2 separate regions of the Homo sapiens genome follow, and region 1 is linked to region 2. Evidence: chromatin contacts called from ENCODE Hi-C or POLR2A ChIA-PET data. All regions are on one chromosome and are shown on one strand. The core of a region is the stretch at or near the end of the contact, and the rest is flanking DNA. Distances in the headings are between cores, read along the strand shown. Region 1 overlaps LHFPL2 (LHFPL tetraspan subfamily member 2). Region 2 overlaps LHFPL2 (LHFPL tetraspan subfamily member 2).

Evidence for each region. Hi-C counts contacts between places; a loop is a spot of excess contacts on that map. ChIA-PET counts read pairs that join two places held with the same protein, here RNA polymerase II (POLR2A). Pooled maps may share reads with other maps.
Region 1: a loop to region 2 is called in a map of endothelial cell of umbilical vein, with 5 times the contacts of the local background. The contact joins two enhancer-like sites. A Hi-C loop is called at or near these places in 3 of 168 maps with a recorded cell type or tissue (PC-3, endothelial cell of umbilical vein and mammary epithelial cell) and 5 of 50 pooled maps. POLR2A ChIA-PET finds 5 or more read pairs at or near these places in 4 of 52 experiments (A673, HepG2, MCF 10A and 1 more).

Annotation. Positions count from the first base shown.
Region 1 is chr5:78,525,405-78,530,660 of GRCh38, forward strand. All of the region lies in intron 3 of LHFPL2 (LHFPL tetraspan subfamily member 2), which reads right to left. Among named protein-coding and RNA genes, the nearest start is that of LHFPL2, 120 kb to the right of the region's middle. Within about 2 kb of position 1,792, at least 16 of the 41 ENCODE cell types and tissues checked have a DNase peak (open chromatin) inside an H3K27ac peak, as active enhancers do; they include PC-3, endothelial cell of umbilical vein and mammary epithelial cell, where a contact is called at or near this core.
Region 2 is chr5:78,590,702-78,596,518 of GRCh38, forward strand. All of the region lies in intron 2 of LHFPL2 (LHFPL tetraspan subfamily member 2), which reads right to left. Among named protein-coding and RNA genes, the nearest start is that of LHFPL2, 55 kb to the right of the region's middle. Within about 2 kb of position 4,535, at least 17 of the 41 ENCODE cell types and tissues checked have a DNase peak (open chromatin) inside an H3K27ac peak, as active enhancers do; they include PC-3, endothelial cell of umbilical vein and mammary epithelial cell, where a contact is called at or near this core.

The DNA of each region.
Region 1 (5,256 bases), core at 542-3,041, 68 kb before region 2:
AATGGTAGCAATGATAATGGTTAAAGAAAAGTCACAGATCCATAACCTTGGAAAAATGAATTGAGCAGGTCATTCATGGGGTCATTAATAAGAACGAATGCCCACACAGCTCACATCTAAGCAGTCTGTACAGGGCACAAAGGCTAGTGTGTTAGAAACACACGGCCACTTATTAACACTCACCTTGATAAAAATCAAGTTGTTTTCATCCCTTGGAGGATAAAGTGGGGAGTAAAGAGAATAAAGAGAAAAGAGATGAAATGCGAAAACGGATACAGACTAAGGAGAAATATCCTGACACAAAGAGGAAAAGGTAAAAGTGTGCACCTTCTAAAAACTGCTTGAAGACACAAGTTAAAATAAACATGCTGCGTTTGGGAATAGGATACCACAGTGAGAGCTGGTGAGTATCTAAATAGCTGAAAATGGCCACTGCAAGGTGCAGAGGACAGTTGTGATGGAGCTAAGAAGAAAAGTAATATGGCTCAACACCAAGGAAGTAGGAAAGTGTGAGCACGGTAGATAGAGCCTCCTCTCTGGTCAAGAGCTGCCTTCCAGCTTCTTCCTATCTGAGCCTGCTGAAGAAGGCAGCAGAGCCACCCCAGCCTCCCCAAGTCCAGTGCCAGGGGCTTCAAACCTGGGTCTCTCCCACTAGCTGTTCCCCGGCCCCTCAGTAGGAAACTGAACAAAGCCCCGCTCTCTGCCTCTTCTGCTGGCCTCTGTAGCCCTGGCCCCCGCCACCACTCTACAGAGCACTCCATTTTCTTGCCTCCCCACTCCTCCCCACACTCCAAGTTTGTGTGTCACATACAGGCTGGGTGTGGACGGACTCACTGGAACACAAATACTGTGAGTCAATCAGCACTCAAATCTCCTTGGGTTTAGAAATAGTCAGTGACTTTTTCCGGTAGCTGAAGTCTGAAATAAGCTGTTAAAAACAATCATCTTGACTTTCTATCTGACTCATAGCGAATGCAACATTAAATTGAAAACACCTCCTAATTAGCCACTCAGAAATACAACCAAGTCTTTGTGAGACAAAGCCTGGCAATATTTACTGAAATACTGTCTTTGCGGTCTTCTTCTGAACCCATGTTATACTTACATCCCAGTGATATGCAGTTATCTATTCTGTCATTCAAATGCACCAGATCGTTCCTTCCTCATCAAAGTAAATTAAATAACCCAGAATAGCAGTGGGCTTGTGCCTAGTGCTTAAGGCTGCACACTTTAACATTCAACAATGTGCCCCAACCATCTGTAATCTTCTGAGCCCAAGTTGGGTCCACACAAAAACCCAGTGGAGGCGAGTGATTTTTTACCATGATATGCTATTATTATGTTATTGTCAATTGAATGCACTTCAAAAACCAAATGAAGAAGACAAGACAGACCTCCATTCTTTCCTGAAGGCTACACAGCACCCTCCATGTGACCCCAACATCCAATCAAAGACATCACCATGGCGTCGCTTTCCCGGGGAATTTTCACAAGATAAAAACATCCATAGCCCAGCTTGGAAAAGAAAACTATTTGATGCCAATGTGGAAGGACCCAATAGGTAGTTGAGGTTAGAAATTTGAATAACAGGCAACAAATACAGAGTTGACTTAAAATACCCTAAACTATTCTGAGAAACTCCAGAAGGTTGAATGTTAAATTCGCTTTGTCAGAATTAATTTGGGAAATATTTGGTCCTGCTTGAAGGAGAACTCCAGTTCCCCGGCCAGCATTTTGTCAAGTCACCATTTCCATTGCTGGCTCATGTCAGTGAGCAGTGTGAGTGACTAAGTGTTCCTCTCCTGCCTCAGCTGGGAAGATTAACATGGGGCCAAACGCCTTGGAGACAGGAAAACAAACGAACCCAGTTACTATGTTTTTAACTCAGTTCTGTCTGGAAATCAGGAAGCAAGACTCTGAAGATCAAGCTTCGGGAAAGCTCTTAATGCTGATGAGGAGTTTTTTTTTTTTTTTTTTTTTTTCCAAAAGTTCAAATGAGAAGTCACTGAGAGCCTAGAAGTAAAGAAGGCTAATAAATGACAACCGCACTTGCAGATTGCCCCCTGGGTGGTACAGTCAACAGCCACTGCTCAGAATGACTTTTAACTCAAAAGGATCAGAAATTTGGACCAGCCTCCCATCTCGTTATTTCACCAGACCCTTTTGTGTTCACGAACTTTGTATATAAAGTCCTCTGACTGGAAACAGATCTAGAAGGCCAGTTTCACTGCACTTCTAATGAAGTCAAGGGACGAAGGATTTCAGATTTTACTTCACAAAGAAAAAAAAAAGATTGTGAAATTTTCAACTTGTAATATTACAACAGTTTCTAGTCCCAGCAAAAGACAGACTAAACAACATCATTCAGCTGGGAAAATTAGCTACCCATCTTGGTCCCCACCCTACCCCAAGCTTTATTTATTCAGATACATGGCATTTACTGAACTGCCTGGATAAGAACATGAAGTCAGCAACACCTCTCGTTCTGAATCCTGAGGAGTGTAAGCGATTAAGAGTAACATCCAATGGTCATTGATCTCTACTGTTTATTTCTCGTTTCTCAGTTCTGATAACCCTCCTTGATTTTCTGAACCTGGAGCTGCCAGCTATTTTCCATCTCTGAACCACCACTATCTGTCTAAAATTGGATCTCTCTTTGGCTTAACTGTGCTCCCAGTAACATAAAACAATACTGAAATGCTTAAACCAATGCATTTCTTGTGGGCACTTAGTCACAGAACTGTACCTGCTATGGGCTTCCAAGTTCTATTGTTCTAACTCAACTCTGCTGACACACTCTCCATTTTATGCTCTAAGACTCCTTTATCGCAGGGGTCCCCAACCCCCAGGCCACAAACCAGTACCGGTCTGTGGCCTGTTAGGAACTGGGCTGCACAGCAGGAGGTGAGTGGTGGCAAGCCAGAATTACCACCTGAGCTCTGCCTCTTGTCATATCAACAGTGGCATTAGATTCTCATAGGAGCACAAACCCTATTGTGAACTGTGTGTGCAAAGGATCTAGGTTGCATGCTCCTTATGAGAATCTAATACCTGATGATCTGAGATAGTTTCATCCTGAAACCATCCCACCCCATCATACATAGAAAAATTGTCTTCCACGAAACAGGTCCCTGGTGCCAAAAAGGTTGGGGACCGTTGCTCTATTGTATTCATGTTAACTCATTACCATGTTTGTACACTGGTTATAGAATGTGTTTCTGCAGCAATAACTAACAATGATGGTGCCATTTAGAGGCCCTACCAAAGCAGCAGGCACAGTTATGTATGTGTACCCACTAAATGCACCACCCCTTAACTCCCTCACAGCTGTCAGGTAGGTGCTATTATGTTTCACAAATAGGAAACTGAGGCAATGGCCATTTAAGTGTATCAATAAATATAGAGCATTCCCTTCAACACCCAAGACAGTCACAAGCATCCACATTCAAAAGATGTTAATAAATACCAACAACCAAGATACGTCTATTTTAACCAGCCTAATGCTAACAGATAAAAACAGCTTGTTTTTTGAAAGCCAAATGTTAATTGGCAGAGCCCTGTCAAAGGCAAGTATTTTCATACTTTAAAACTTTTCCCAGGTATGGTAGCTCATGCCTGTAATCCCACCACTTTGAGAGGCTGAGACGGGAGGACTGCTTGAGGCCAGGCGTTCAACAGCCTGGGCAACATAACAAGACCACGTCTCTGAAAAAAAAAAAAAGAAAAATTTAATTAGCCAGACATGGTGGCATGCGCCTGTAGTCCCAGCTACACAGGAGGCTGAGGTGGGAGGATCACTTGAGCCCAGGGGTTCAAGGCTGCAGTGAGCGATGATTGTGCCACTACACTCCAGCCTGAGCAACAGAGTGAGGACCTATTTCTAAATAAATAATAAGAATTAAAAGTTTGCGCAGACCAACACCTGGAATCCTGTAGCAACTGCCTTCATAAGAACTGAAAAGGACTCTTACTGATGACCTCGCTTTACTGTCACAGTATTCCTGTGAAAGGTTGAAAAGCAGAGAGAAAGTATAACACTTTTCCCTGAAGCATGAAGCCACACATTGCCCCTGGAAAGCATTTTGCAGCCTAGCAGTAACAGGGGGTTGGTGCAGGATGGAGCCAGGCCACGCAGCAAGGCTGGCATGTAGCATACGGGAAGCGGAGCTTGCAGTGAGCCGAGATTGCGCCACTGCAGTCCGCAGTCCGGCCTGGGCGACAGAGCGAGACTCCGTCTCAAAAAAAAAAAAGAAAATGCTCACAGCTTTAAGAACAGAAAGCATTACATGACGAGACAGATGAAAGAATTTGTGAAACAAATCACTGAATTTTTGCAATATTAGAGAGTCTCAAGGAAGGAAATCATCTGACAGACTGAATCATAAATTTGTGCAATGCAAGAATTTATAAAAGCATCAGGGTGTGAATCATACCCACAAAATGTTTTTTAATATCTTTGCAAAAATCAGGCTCATGAATGTACCAACTCTTCCAACAGCACTTGTCTTTTTATTTCAGGTATTAACTGATTTACAACTTATTTTAAAAATTACAATAAAATCTACCTGCAAGACCAAATTTGTGGAAACTGGAAGAAGGGAGAGAAAATAAACTAGTTCCCAGAACAGAAGATTGGGCAAATGCCATTTTGCCCATGCCAAGTTAAGCCATAAGATCCATCAGGCACATTATTTTTAGTAAATTACTCAAGGACATTCCAATTCATAGCTAAACATCATCAGTAAAATTTTTTCAAAATTGCAAATAATTTTTTTAAATTTTTAATTTTTTAATTTAAAAAATGAGTTTCTCTGAAATACCAAGTGACTGTTAAAAATAATGAAAAAATTCTAACCCATGTCTCTAATAATCAAATTATACCATTAGTATTTAAAAACAGAAAATTAACCATTTTTGGTTTCACATATACATGTGGCTTTAGTCTACTGTTTCTCTAATACTTCTTGTAGAAGCATAACCACTAAGAAGGTTCACATGAAATCAGGCTGAACCATAAACAGTCATCCCAAGAGATTTGTCTACACACGGAACAGGGTGCTGGGGAGTGAGTTCTCCCTAGATATGATGTATTTATTCATTTATTCCCTTCCTCAAAGCGTCCATCATGGAGTGAGGTCATTTGCCCTGAGTTCTACAGCAACTGATAAGGCCTTGTGAGTCAGTGGTTCTTCCCAGAAGTTCCATGCTCCATGGCTGCTGACTCTGTACCTATTGGGTCAGGCCTTATTAATCACT
Region 2 (5,817 bases), core at 3,285-5,784:
ATTTCACTAAACAGTCATACGAAACCTAGAAATAGTTGTATCATCCATGCTGGAACATTTAGTCTTACCAAAATAATGTAGAACAGCGTAAAGTCATAATACGTCTCTAGAAGATGTTCTCTAAATGGATAATGCAGATCATGTTTTTTGTTACCACTGGTTTATAGCTAAGAATGTTTCCTAGTCTCTCAAAGGCCTCCGATTCTATTTAGGGATCTTTGACCCTTTATACCTGGGGGTTTGTGACATTTCTGAGAAAATCAAACTGTTTACCAGTAAAAATTAGACAAATATTTCTGAGCCAAATATTTCTATTTTTTTGCCATAAAAAGTTAGCCAAATATTTAACCTAGTGACAAAATGAATGCACTAATTTGTGGTGGAAGAGGGAAATCTGACTTCCTACTTTTGTAAAATCTCCTCAGGCTTAGTCCCTATCTATACAGAAAGAAACTCCCAGGAAGTAAAACGCTAATGACTTGGTGTGTACATGTAAGTTTACAGAAAAAAATGAAGACGAGGGCCTAACCCCCTAATGACCAATGTTTGTTCCCATGACCAAACAACAAATGAAATTCAAAGAACGGGGGAAGCAGTTGACCTCAAGTGCCCTGCAACATTTTTCCCTTTGCAGCTTTTGAAACCGTTTAGTTTCTTTATCTTTATTAGGACATTTTCCTCATCAAATTAATGAGTCACTAAACAAAAGGCTTACTAAAATGTTTACCTCTGAGAATAAACTATCTGGTAAGACTCTAGGAGAAAAGACGAGTCATAATTTGCCATTGCTTTTCAATGAAATCATCTGGGAAAAGCAAGGCAGAAAGTGGGGGTAGGAAGAGAGGATGACAACATAAAATTCAAAGCAAATCCCGAGGCCAACTCTGAGAAAATGTTTGTGATCCTTTGTGTCCTGTAATCCTTGACATTGTCGCGTCTACCCTCCTGCCTTTATGGAACACTTTCTTTCTGACAATTATTAAATAAGACATTCTTGTGGAACACTTAGCTTTGTTAAAACCAACTCTGGTACAAGGGAAAGGAGGGGAGGAGAAGCCAGGAGACCTTGTGCCATGGGGGCTGCAGAAACAGAAAGGAAGCTTACTAGTTGAGGCAGCAAGAGCAAACACAAGGCACATGTAGAACACGGATAGGAGAAAAATAAAGGGCAGCACATATAATCACCAGGTTTTCTTATTGTTCTTTCTGGGCACACACAACTGGCATGAACATGTGGTTGACAGGTCTGAGAACTGATTCCTAGAGACAGAGCTGGCGCAGGAGGGCTGGGAAGTGGGCACTATCTGCTCCATCTGGAGAGTGTCTGAAAGACGTGGTTCCCTTCAACTCATTTTCATTTGATGGTCTTTTCCCAGTGCTCAAGAGCACAGTCTTCAATTAACAGGCAGTACAATAGTCCTTTAACAAGCAACATGGACCTACAATGAGGGGTCAAAGAGAAGTCAAATGCGTGGCAACAGAACTCCAGCCAGGAAATTCTGGAAGACTTCAGAAGTACTCAGACACGGCAAGGCATTCTCTCCCAAACGCTCAGGAAGGACAGAGAGCACCTCTCTCAAAGGAGTGCGGGATGGATGCCTCAGATTTCAGAGGTAGCCTCTGCAGATCCACAGCAAATTCTACTGAGGGAATTCTTTCCTCTAGAAGACGCTCTAAGAGTAACAAAAAGTAAGAGCTAATTTGGGTTTGTCTCCTGTGTGGTTTCTACTTCTCAGTGCAAACTGCATAAATTCTCTGCCCAGTGCGGGAAGCAGGGTGCTTTTTCCTTCTCTCTCCACCAAAGTTTCACAATTATGTACGAGACTGGCCCTTCTTGAGCATCTTTTGCTTTCTTCACTTCCACTTTCATCTACATTAAGTTCTGCCTGATTACTCTTCAACTTAGTGAAAAATTCAGATACACACACACACACACACATTACTCTTCAACTTAGTGAAAAATTCAGATACACACACACACACACACACACACACATTACTCTTCAACTTAGTGAAAAATTCAGATACACACACACACACACACACACACACATTACTCTTCAACTTAGTGAAAAATTCAGATACACACACACACACACACAATCAGCTGAATTACTCCTGGCCATCCAGATTACTCTTTCTGAATTTTAAAAATTATTCAGAATGAGGAGTTATTGTTTCTTGGGTACAGAGTTTCAGTTTTGCAAGATAAAAGAGTTCTGGAGCTGGTGGTGATGGTTGCACAACAGTGTGAAAACATTCAATACTATGAACTGTATGCTTGAAATGTACATTTTATGTTATGTGTATTTTATCACAATTAAAAACAAAAGCCAACAGGTGCTCCCATGCCTGGTTTTGGCAACTCGCGCATAATCTCTGTCCCCGGTGTCTGGTTGGAAGCAGTCACTACACAGCAGTTCCAGGACACTACCGGGTGCTGACATTCACGGGGGGCGAAAGGAGATGCCAGCTGCTGCTCACAGTGAGTGCTTTTCCCGGGGAGCAGACACAGTATCTGCATCAGACACTCCTGATTCACTTCTCATCCCCATGGGAATCAGGAGAAAGATTTCACAGCCCTCAAGTAAGACATCTAGGTTCCTGGAATTAAGGAAAAGAAGAGCTAAAGTCAAGAGTGCAAGGTCCTGAGATCCCTGGTGACATCTTTCCACCTCTTGTTTTCGATTGAGGAAGACAGCCTGGGGACTTAAAGGCCCCAGCTGTCTCTCCCGAGCACCTCTCCCTTCACACTCCAAAAACAGTATCATTTTCATGACAAAAAGCTCTTTTAAAAAATGCTCCATAAGGTCCTCACAGACCTGGTCCCTGTCTCCAGAAGGTCATGGTTTATGATATACCATTGTGACCATGCTAGTTGAAACATATGGGTAACAGGTGAGCGTACTAAATCAATATTTGAACAAGCAATGATGTATTTATAGTACATCTGGTAGTGGTCAAGGATACACTCTTTGGGAGAAGAGGCAACCTGAGAAGTAACCAGACCAGAGACTGGAAGGACCAAGTGTGTGTGGAAGAACCTGAGAGCTCCATACACAGCCTAGAGGAGCAAGGCTGGACCAATTGTCTATGAAGGCCTCACTCACAAACCAGACGGCATGACTGTCCCCAGTCCTTCCCTACTCTGAAACCTATCCACAAGCTGACCCAGGGAACCCTGCTTGATGAGGCAAGAAGGAGGGGGGATGGAGAGGATATCTCATTCCTATTCGTCTTCAAGGTAACACACACAAAAATAGCAAACTCTTGCATACTGCTTGTTATGAACACTCTTCCAATAACTCGTAGATAGGAACTCATTTAAGCCTCACCAGCCCAGGTACTATTTTATGCACTGACAGAGAAACCAAGATAGAAAAAGGTTAAGGAGCTTGCCCAAGGTTTCAGAGCTAGTTAAGTATGGGGGCCAGACAGTTATCCTGGCTCTTAGCCTTTATGCAATCCTGCTTCTCTAAAACAATGGCTATTTCTGTAACACTAGACAAGAAGAGAGGCTTAAAGACATTCGGCCCTATGTAGCATGTTAACTCTGTTCCCCTATTTTTAGGGGGAGAGGCAGCATAGCTTTGTATAGACATCCTCCGACTCAACTTGGGCAGGATGTCAGCTAACTGTGTGGCCTTGGACACATTAATTAACTATTAGCTATTCACTGTATCTGTAATATACGCTGTCTAATGTATCTGTAAGGGTTAAATCAAGTTTCTAGCACATACATAATAGATAGAAGCTATTATTCACCCAGGTGAAAGCTCTAAAAACAAGCAGCTGACACACAGCCACCATCTAACAAATTAATCAAAATCCTGTAATAAAGTAATAGTGGCTATAAGCTTAAACTGGCACACAGCAGTCAGTTCATAGCCAGAGCCCTACAAATCATGAACAGTTCCTTCACTACACTGTTTGGGTAGGGATTCTATAATTTTTCCTAAGTGTTCCCCTGGGATAAGAACCAAGACACAAGAAAGAGAAAAGGGACAAACTTACAAGTTAGCAGAATGTTTTACTTGAAAACACAGTGCAAAAGTTGAAGGTAAAAAAACTTGACATTTTATAATAGTCTTTGTTTGATTCTAGAAAGCCAAACAGTCCCTAATTACTAAATCACATATAGAATGGACATAGCCGCCAACGACCAAAGAAAGAATATAAATTGCATGTCACATCTCAACTTCAGAGAGAAACCATCTGATGTGGCTAGCCTTCTGAGTGGGTGCTAGCACTGTGTTCTTTCCTTGCTCTTAGAATAGAGTCTGGGGACCAGCCTGGCTGGCCTAGCTATCTCTCAGGGACCAGATAGCAAACTTTGTACCCTGTGTGTTTCGAATTCACACTCAAGAATGTGAAAATAATCAGCTATGCCATCTCAACATGCACTGATGAACAGTTTTCAGGACTGCTTCAAACCAGGAACTAAGGTAAAATAACAAGTTAGACAAGCCATGTGCAGACATCCCGCCTCCAGTCAGGACGTGGGGATTCTCCTTCCTGGAGACAGACTATATTTTTACAACAGGCTTTTCTATTTTCCTTACAGATTGCTTCAACTATAACAGCACAAACCAAACATCTGAAATAATGAGTCATACTGGCTTGAATCCGAAGCACCAGGTCAAATGCAGTTTAAGCCACGTCAGTGCTTAAAGGCAACCCTCATGTGGTGAGTGGACAGATTTCTGCCACCAGAAATCTATAAGCCCTTTCCACCTAGGTGAACAATGTCTCAGTGTGGGAGGCAAGACAAGTGTTTCTAGCTGTTCAGGACCAGGCTAGGAGAATCTTCTTTCTTCCTTTCCTTTTTTTAGACAGGGTCTCACTCTGTCACCCAAGGTAAGTGCAGCAGCGTGACCACTGCTTACTGCAGCCTTGAACTCCTGGGGTCAAGCAATTCTCCCGCCTCAGCCTCCGGAACAGCTGGGACTACAGGCTTAAGCCACTACACGTGGCTAATTTTTTAAAATTTTTTTTGTAAAGGCAGGGTCTCACTATGTTGACCAGGCCTGTCTTGAACTCCTGGCCTCAAGCAATCCTCCTGCCTTTGCCTCCCAAAGTGCTGAAATTATAGGTGTGAGCCACTGCAGCACCCAGCTGTTCCTTCTTTCTTAAATTGCCTCTCTTTGGAGGGGATTCCTGATGAGGAAAAAACAAAAAAGAAACTCAAAAACTTACAGCATTTTTTCCTATAAGCATTCTGGTAAAGGGGAGTCCAAGAGAAAGGAGGTTTAAATGAACAATAATGGTATTAAGTAGCATTACAAATATTATTTGTGGATTTAAGTTAAATTTGTTCTTGATTCTATGAAATATGAAAGTCAAAACATTCTTTCATCAGTTAAAAAAAGCAGCCCTCTCTGCAGCTGTTCTAGACCGAAGATGACAAAGTTTATAATAAATTATAAGCAACCCTCATGACATCTAAATTATACATTTATTTTCCTCCTTCACAATATCATTATAATGTCTCCAATTAAAGCCCGACAAATTTTGGAAATTGAATTGAAAAGATATACAGTTACAAGAACTTCTCAAGAAAGATGCAAGGAGAAAGGGTCCTCATCCCAAAAGATTGGACTTGCAGGAAACACAAGCTCACATCATCCTACAGAAGGTAAGCAGCTGCCTAGAGGACGACCTTTCTGATAAAAGAGTAAAGCATGCAGGCATGAACGAATCAATGAACATTTGAATGAAATAGCCCTGGGATCACAAAGTTCCAAGAATATTTTTCATGAGTCTCACAGTGCCCAGTTTTCCTTTAACATAAGTCTGTCTTACCTTTTCTAAGACATA